Linked DNA regions of Homo sapiens: all the other regions are linked to region 2. The links are chromatin contacts, found by Hi-C or POLR2A ChIA-PET in ENCODE. All regions are on one chromosome and are shown on one strand. The core of a region is the stretch at or near the end of the contact, and the rest is flanking DNA. Distances in the headings are between cores, read along the strand shown.

Region 1 (2,700 bases), core at 35-2,534, 260 kb before region 2:
TACTGATGTAATCAAACATGTTTCATTGTAGTTGCATTCGTCACAGTGCTCATTAGAATTATCATCATTCCTACAGCACCTCAGTGCAATGAAATTGTGTGCCTATGCAATTTGTTGTTATTTTAAGTTCTTCAGCTGGAATTTTAAAAATCTAGATGGACAATTTTATTTTATCTGATCGATAAATATATATCCAGTTAAGTGCCTCTGAAAAATTGGTAAGAAAATTATTTATTAGAGCAAAATCTTAAGTCTAGAGAGATTTTTGTAAACTTGGACAGCAGCATTCACTGACCTTGAATCCACAGGTTCAAAATTTATTAGTGTCAAGTTAGTCTTTTAAAGCAATCCATTAAAGCAATAAGTATAAAATATATATGGTTTACATTTATGTATGTGTTGAATTTAATAAATTAGTCAGGAGTCAAGGTATTTTTAAAGAAATATTAAATCTGTTCTATATTGATCAATTAACTGACTTTCTAACTTAAAATATTCTTTTGCTGTAGTTAAAACCTTTTTTTCTTTTTAAAACAAACAGAGTACATAAACTGTAAGGTGGCAATGTAGTTCACTGCGACAATCTATATATTCCTTAACGTTTGTTCTTTTTATGGTCATGGTATGTAGAAACAAATAAATGTATAATAGTTTAAGTCCAGGAGTTTTTGCCTGACTAAATTCTAAACACATAGCTTAAATAAAGGGTTGAAAGCCTGGCATCTCATCATTACTGTTTATATGTTATAAGGTTTGCAGGGCCACCTTATAAAATATATAGTTGTTTATTTTCATGTTCAATAAATAAGTAGTGTGGGGTTTCAGACTGAGAATGGATTACAGATTGTTCTCTCCTGGTTATTTTTGGCTTTAAGTATATTGATCATTTTATCATTTTCTTGTTTTAAACTACTTTAAACACAGCACAAATGTTATTCTCATCATGCCAGAAATGGGTTTGGAATTGATTCTGAGTTTCCATCAATTTTACTCTTTGCTCTTTGTGAGAAGTTTTGCACTGCTTAAATTCGAAAGGATAGTTTTGTTTAAAAGATGTCACAGTACAACATTTAGAGAACCTTAGCTGCCCAGAAAAACTCAGATTTTCTGCTTTACAAAAGAATAAAAATCATCGAATTTATTACCCTGGACTTTATTGAAATCAGTGAAGAATATTCATACAAATACAGTTTCACGAACTTCCTCTCTCTCTTTCTTCATGTAAGTGTTTGACAAAAGCATGTATCTTCTGAGAAGCCGGCCTGATTGGTCCAGGTTGGCACTGTTTCAGTGTTTGGCCTACGGCGGCTGCTTAGGAATAATTTCATCTCATCCTCTCTATTTTCCTGGACTGTATCAAACTCAGACACGTGGTATGCAAAGGAAATCCAAGTCTTTTAAAAATGCTATTTCTTTTGGTACTAAAGCCAAGACCAGTTCTACTTTGGCCAAATGATCTTATCAAGATTTAACAAGAGATATTCAGTAATATCTCCAATCTGTGAGAAGACATTCCACTAAGGAAGATAATTTATTACATACAGTGTACATATATTTCTCCACTTGGTACCAGGAAGAGACATGATCAAACTTATTCTATTGGTACTGAAAACAATGTAACACTGACAAAAATTCTGTGGCAATTATTCATTTCAATTAATTTAAAAAGAAATAAACAAGTAGCTCTTCCCCCATTAAAACAGATACTGGAAATCTATTTTCAGTTATTGCTGAAAATATTTTGGCTTCCACAAAGGCACCTTACTAACACACTACTTTGCCCTCCACTGTGCTGTCACAATTCAGAACTTGTAACATTTTATTCAGGTACTCTAGACTAATTAGATGAAACAACTGCATTACAGTATTAAGATGCTTTTGTAGAATTAAATGAAAGGAGATCTGCACAGTTCAGATAGCTTGGAAGATTTGCAATGAATATCACCAAAATCCTGCATGTGCAATATATTTTTCTACATTTACAAATTAGCTAATGAATAAGTGTATTCCACAATAACTGCTAGGATTTAATTTCACACTTAAGAATATCAACAAACACAGAGAGAAATTTAGATAGGTAAACTCCATTTCCCTTCCCACCCCACCCTAGTGCTCCCCTGCACTGTTTGCATTTCAGAACAAATGCTTCATGTCTCTTGAAAAGCGCCAGGAAATCTCTTCTCTAGCTATGCAGGCCTCAATTTTATGTGTGTAGTATGACACACCTTAAAAGAGAGAGCCCCACAAACTAGAGTGGGACGTTAATTTAAATACAGACTTAAGGAGAAGAGCTCCATCTACTGAATCAGTTAGATCATAGTGTGTACCCTATAGTTATCCCATTCACTACTTTCAACCACTTAGAGGCTCTGGAGGGAACAGGAAAGTTATAGACCTGAGCAACCATGAAAAACAGCTTTGAGCCTAATGCCATTTGGGATATTTCTCGGATACCCTGAGCCCCTTTCCTTTGCCCCTCCAATTTCAAAGCTTTCCATGTTGCAATATAAAATAAAAATGGATGTTTTGCTATATGAACCATCCCTTGGAAGTAGAAAGTCATTGGTTGTTGAAGGAAATGTCTCAGACAGTTGAAGAGAAAGCTACAGAAAGAAAATCTCTAGCTGGCAGGTTGGGCAGCCTAGGTAAGAAGGGAAAAGAAGAGTAGCCTACTTACTCCTCCTGCCTTGCACCATTGCT
Region 2 (2,739 bases), core at 226-2,725:
GAGGAAAAAAAATAAAGGGAAGTAGAGCAGGTATAAGTTACATCCCTAGTATGCAGCACATGCCCTATACTAGAGAACTGAAATATGCAAAATTCCCCCCCAAAATTACTCCAATGATAGTGTGATGTGATTTAAAGCCTTAATAACTTCCAGTCTATGAACATTTTATGTCTTTTGCAAAGGATTATGGCAAACTGATAATATAGAATCAGATTGGAAATAAGACCACAAGAAGGCAAAGGGAAAATAGCAAAAGGAAGAAAGACCCACACCCACTTCTTCTTCCTCTCTTGGCACAACACTTCCAAAAACAAACACCCATTAAAAACAACAAACCCAGTATCAAAATTTGGTATTTTTTTCCCCACTCAAGTGTTAGAGACAAATTCAGAAAAGAAACTAAGTCTACGTATGGTAGGTAGTTTTATACAAATCTCTTCAGATAGTAACCAGTTGTGAGCCATCCGAACACGGAGGAATTTTACACTTTGGCCAGCTAACCCAGAACCCAGCACTGGGAGATGTCATGTGGATTTGTGAAACTCCCTGGGGCATACTGCATCCATAAGCCAAAGAACAGAAATTATACTGATCCATACATGCAGCTCTTCATCTGTGCCATATTGATAATTACTCTTCATTTGTGAATTAAATCCTAGTTATAAAAACAACTTTCAGACATTTGTCACAAATGGCACATTTTACTTAACTCTTTCATAACACCATCTAGCCACGGTCTATAGGAAATGGGAGCTACCATACTCCCATATAGGTCATGATATTATAGGAAGAATATGATGTAGAGAAAGAGAGAGAGAGAGAGAGACAGACTTGAGTTTGAATCCCAGGTTTTCCATTTATTAACAATAAAGCTGTAGGCACATCACTTAAATGATTCTGAAACCTCATTTTCATCACCTGTGGAATAAAGAATAAAACCACCTATTTTGCAGGAACGTTGTGAAGATTAGAGACATCCCAGCACAAAGACCCCCTCATAAAAGGGGGCATTAAATATTAATTATTGTATATTTAAGAAGTCTATTTGTGTGTGACTTTCTCTTGTATTAATGATACATAAATCTGCTGGGAGTAACAGAAGATGTGAGGTACTTTTTATGCTTTTTTAATCAAAGACAAACTTTTTGGTGATCACATGTGTTCCATGTAAAAGTGGAAATAAAAGCATATCACAGTGTAACATTTTCAGTGGACGATTTTAAAGCACTTAATAACCCTTGACTTTTTGTGATTGCTGGCACTCTCATTTAACAGTTGGGCAAAATGGGGTTCAGAGATACATCCTCCAAATCAGTAATAATAATAAAGAAATCACCAGCAGGGGTTAGTAGAAAGTCTGTTTTTAACATCTAAATCCCACAGTGTCCAGCTAAGGAATAACTGCTGCAAGGTCACAGATACAAAAGGCCACACTTTCCCCAAAGCTCTTTGAGATTATTCACTGAGGCCAAAACATTAGGTAATGCTGTGTACATCTGCTGAGATAACAAGGGTGAGTCAGGGTTAGGTCACGGTTTCAGGTTAGAGGGGTGGGGTGAAGAGTGGCTTTCAGATCAAATGACGAGAGTAGTTTAATTTAAGCAAAGAACAAACCATACAGTATTTTAAGTAAGAGGGGAAAAAAAGGGGGTGCAACTACAGCCAAGAGAAGGTGGGTGGGAATATAGACCCTGTGGGGGTCAAATGGGTAACTGTGGCTCAAAGAGGAAACCCACCCACATTCACACACACTGAAAAGCGAACAAAAAGCCCAGGGTGCAGCATAAATCCTGCTATCCCAATAACACACACAGATGTTCCACCATTGTTTTCTTTTATGCACATTTTAATTAAGAGATCAGAATCAAGCATTAAAATGTTATTAAATGGCTTGTTTACATTTTTGCTATATGTCATTTATAATGCATTTTCTAAATGTGTGTATATCTATTCGGAAGGACTATTTGGAATTTTTACATCAGTGCTACAATTGTCCCACTAACTCACAGTCATTTTTGCTAACCAAATATGTGTCAGAAATCCTTTTCAGTTTAAGCAACTGGACAGGAGCTCTCACTCTTTAATTCTCAGTCAAGCAATTCCCTACCCCCAATCACACCTCCTTTAAGCATGACAAAGTCCACCACAGTACTTCAAGACAATAGGAAGGCCCAGGTACACTGGCAACCTTTCTGATTTTTCACAAGAGTCCCAGTTTCAAATATTCTCCCATTGTGCTCACAAGAAAATAGTCTTCATATACATGCCCGACCCTTTCCCTAGAACAGTTTTGAAAATGTCGGGAACTCAAAGCTACCACATGAAGGACCCTGACCTATGAGTGTCCCCTGGAGGGGACACAGTGGAAGAAGCGGGAACTAGTAGATTTTTTTTTCCTCCCCACAATCCATCTTCTATTTGCAGTCTACAACTTATCCCTATTTGCCTGGGCAGGAATTTGAGTTCTCTATATTATTCTGGAGTTAAAACAGGTATGCCTTTCCCGTCTCTCAGATTCCACAGATATCATGACTGATGCACACAATCCACCTGCATATGTGGATCACAAGTATCCTGTAGTCTGCTGGCACCATATAACTTAATTACTTTTAACCACAGGGCATTGTCCTAGAAGCCCACTATTTATATTGTACCTTATCAATCATGGTACTTGGAATTGCAAAGTCTCAGAAAGCAGGAATCATATCTCCTCCACGTTCAGTTCAATGCCTAATGCAT
Region 3 (2,779 bases), core at 110-2,609, 330 kb before region 2:
ATCACATAGGCCACAGAGATTTGTCTCACGTTACTTCCCTTTTCATTTTCTAGTGACGGCTAGAATATGGTCTTAGCCCAACCTTAAATAGAACAAGCTCTCTTCACCCCAATCCTGCCGCCAGCTCATTTCCCTCTCTTTAGAGACTATCATGATGAAGCAAGTAGAGAATGGAATCTCCTGGACCATTGTCTCTTGCCTTCTTTGCAGAATTTTACATTTGTTCTGTCAGAAAAATAACAATAAAAGATTTAGAATCTCATTTCCTAATAATTTTTGTCTTTGTGGACAAAATTTTATTTTTGAAATAAAACTTTGCAGGTCTTATGTTACTCATTTTAAAGAAGAATATGCCAGTTATTTGCATGTTACCAGACATCCTTTATGGAGATCAGTTCAGAAGAGTTGTTGGGTATGTTAAGACTAAAAGGAATATTCTTTTGGATTCGACTCCAAAGTTATTTCATTCCTTTCCATTGTCAACACACATGTTTCTTTTTCTCTGAAGTATTGGGTTACATTTCAGAAAAAGAAAAAAATCTCCTAAACGTGATTTATCAACTTGCTTAAAATAGAATTAGAAGAAGTGACTCCCAGATTAGTGGGAAGATGGCAAAAATAAACAGCAAAGAAGTGATTTCAATAGCGACGATCTCATTAAGCTGCCCATTTCCAAATTTAGCCCTTAGGCAGTTTTTTTAATTAAAAAATATTTTTAACCTGGATTCTCATTGGCTGTGTGAAGTCTGGGTGGCTTCTGAATTCTTGGAAGCCATTCTCTTTTCTTCTGTAAATTTATGCTATCCTTTAACCACTTCAAAATAAATTAAAAACTGGAAAGACAGAAATTCAGCCAAGCTACATGAGACTCCAATAACTAATGCAAATCTGACTTGTGTTATGTAATTTCAAAATGGATGTTTCCTTGTGTCTAACTGGCCTTCTGAGGTCCACATTTGGTTGTTCAATTTAGTAATTGTGGAAGTGCCATTATCCAGATCAAGAATAAATGGATACCAGCAACAAAACTTCATTTTCTGGGTTAGTGTTATGAAAAGAACGTGTTTTATGTAATTAATCAGCCCTTTAAGGCCAAATGGCATGTCACCTGGCTTTTAAATACACTCTAGCTTTGCAAACTTATAGATATTGGCTGAATGAAAATGGTGGCACATTACTTTTGGCTGCTTTAGAAGACCAAATGCAAAGAGCTCGCTCTGAAAGTAGAAAAGCCAGAACCCAGGGTAGAAGCACTACTCCAAGCACTGCAAAGACACCATCACCTTAGTGGTGTACTCACAATCAGATGACCCGGTGTGAGCGTGAGAGTTTGTCAGTGAATGTGTTGAGTGGATGAGGGCTGGGTCTGGAGACAAAACAGCTTCAAAGTTCAGGCAGGGAAGGCCCGGCTTGGCGCTGGATCCACCCGGCTGAGTAATCTCATTCTCCTCAGATGCCTTCTGGTTTTCAGCTGTCTTGGGTTTCTTCCTGAAAATAAACAAAGGGCCCTTTGAAGGAACTGACTGCATATTTGGGAAAAGGCATTTTTAGAATCTGTTAAAGATAACTTGATTTTTTTTTTCTGAAGGGGGATGGGAGGGAGTCCAGTATGTCCCTTGTTTTAAAACAAGCTGATTCTTGTTTTTTTTCCCTCCAGTAATGGCCTAACTGGGAACACATGAAAGCATATGGGCCAAGCAAACAGCACCACATTTGGACTCTGTTGGCTGCATAAAAAGACCCTGTCCCAGAACTTTAGACAGCTTGAGCTACGTATGGCTGACATTATCCAAGAAAGCATCCCTCTTCCCCCCTTAGGAGTTTTAACATGGTCTGGAAAAATACTAGTGGAAGTTTTACCGTTCTAGCATTTGTCAGGAAGCTTAGAGACAGGACTCGTGGAGTAATGGGAGGAGCACTGGACTGGGAGTCAGGAGACTTGAGCTACCGTACTAGCTGTGCCTCTAACTTGCTGTGTGGCCTTGGGCACCTCACTTCACCTCTCTGGGCTTCAGTTTCCTCATCTGTAAAATAAAGGGCTTGGATTAGAAGGCCTTAAAGGTTCCTTCCAACTTTAAATTTCTACTCATGGACTACATTAAGGAACATTCAACTTTCCTGCTCTTATTAAGATTTTATTTTAAATAAAATTTCAAATCACAATTTAAATTTGCAGCCTGTACGGATGAGGGGGTAGTGATGGGAGGTTTCTGTTAGAGTAGCAAGTGAAAAGTGAAAAGAAGAGCTTAGATTCTAGTAGCTAAAGAGGGAAGGTGTCATGCAGAGATTTTTCTACTCCAACTCTTTACTCATCCTACGCCTAAGATTTTTGATTTGGTGCATCGTCCTGGAGTTTAGGGTGTGATTGTGTGTTTGGGACATGAGGAAGAGAAGGGTGAAGGGAATTAGAAAGTAATTGTTACTAATTGTTATATGGGGTCAGGAATAGGAAGTAAAACAGCACAGCTATCAGTCAGCTCAGGTCTCCTCTCCCCAGGACAATGCAACTGATATGAAATTAACAAATACTTAGCTTATACTACACAGACCCTAGACCACAGCCAAACTGGTTTATTAGTAATAGTTCCTGAACATTTCTCCAATTCCCTTGGATTTGTGTCTTTTTCTATCATTATGTGGACATGACCAGAAAAAGCATTTATTTTATTTGTAGAAGACTATGTGTGGTACAGAATTTGTTGTAAGTAGATTTGTTTCCATGTTTCCCTTGTTTCTGTGAGCATGGTAATGTACTTGTTATGCAGAATATTTTGTATTT

What was found. Hi-C counts contacts between places; a loop is a spot of excess contacts on that map. ChIA-PET counts read pairs that join two places held with the same protein, here RNA polymerase II (POLR2A). Pooled maps may share reads with other maps.
Region 1: a loop to region 2 is called in a map of mammary epithelial cell, with 3 times the contacts of the local background. The contact joins two enhancer-like sites. A Hi-C loop is called at or near these places in 1 of 168 maps with a recorded cell type or tissue (mammary epithelial cell). POLR2A ChIA-PET finds 5 or more read pairs at or near these places in 3 of 52 experiments (HEK293, PC-3 and activated B cell).
Region 3: a pooled map shows a loop between it and region 2 (2.1-fold over the local background). The contact joins two enhancer-like sites. A Hi-C loop is called at or near these places in 2 of 168 maps with a recorded cell type or tissue (GM12878 and mammary epithelial cell) and 4 of 50 pooled maps.

Annotation. Positions count from the first base shown.
Region 1 is chr3:114,445,432-114,448,131 of GRCh38, forward strand. All of the region lies in intron 7 of ZBTB20 (zinc finger and BTB domain containing 20), which reads right to left. Among named protein-coding and RNA genes, the nearest start is that of ZBTB20-AS5, 6.8 kb to the right of the region's middle. Within about 2 kb of position 1,285, at least 8 of the 41 ENCODE cell types and tissues checked have a DNase peak (open chromatin) inside an H3K27ac peak, as active enhancers do; they include mammary epithelial cell, where a contact is called at or near this core.
Region 2 is chr3:114,705,281-114,708,019 of GRCh38, forward strand. The region is part of intron 5 of ZBTB20 (zinc finger and BTB domain containing 20); the gene reads right to left. Among named protein-coding and RNA genes, the nearest start is that of MIR4796, 37 kb to the right of the region's middle. Within about 2 kb of position 1,476, at least 5 of the 41 ENCODE cell types and tissues checked have a DNase peak (open chromatin) inside an H3K27ac peak, as active enhancers do; they include mammary epithelial cell, where a contact is called at or near this core.
Region 3 is chr3:114,378,917-114,381,695 of GRCh38, forward strand. ZBTB20 (zinc finger and BTB domain containing 20) reads right to left here. Exons shown (of 12, transcript NM_001348800.3): 9 at 1,861-2,024; 10 at 1,301-1,488. The coding sequence starts at 1,871. The region is part of intron 7 of ZBTB20-AS1 (ZBTB20 antisense RNA 1); the gene reads left to right. Among named protein-coding and RNA genes, the nearest start is that of ZBTB20-AS1, 28 kb to the left of the region's middle. Within about 2 kb of position 1,360, at least 19 of the 41 ENCODE cell types and tissues checked have a DNase peak (open chromatin) inside an H3K27ac peak, as active enhancers do; they include mammary epithelial cell, where a contact is called at or near this core.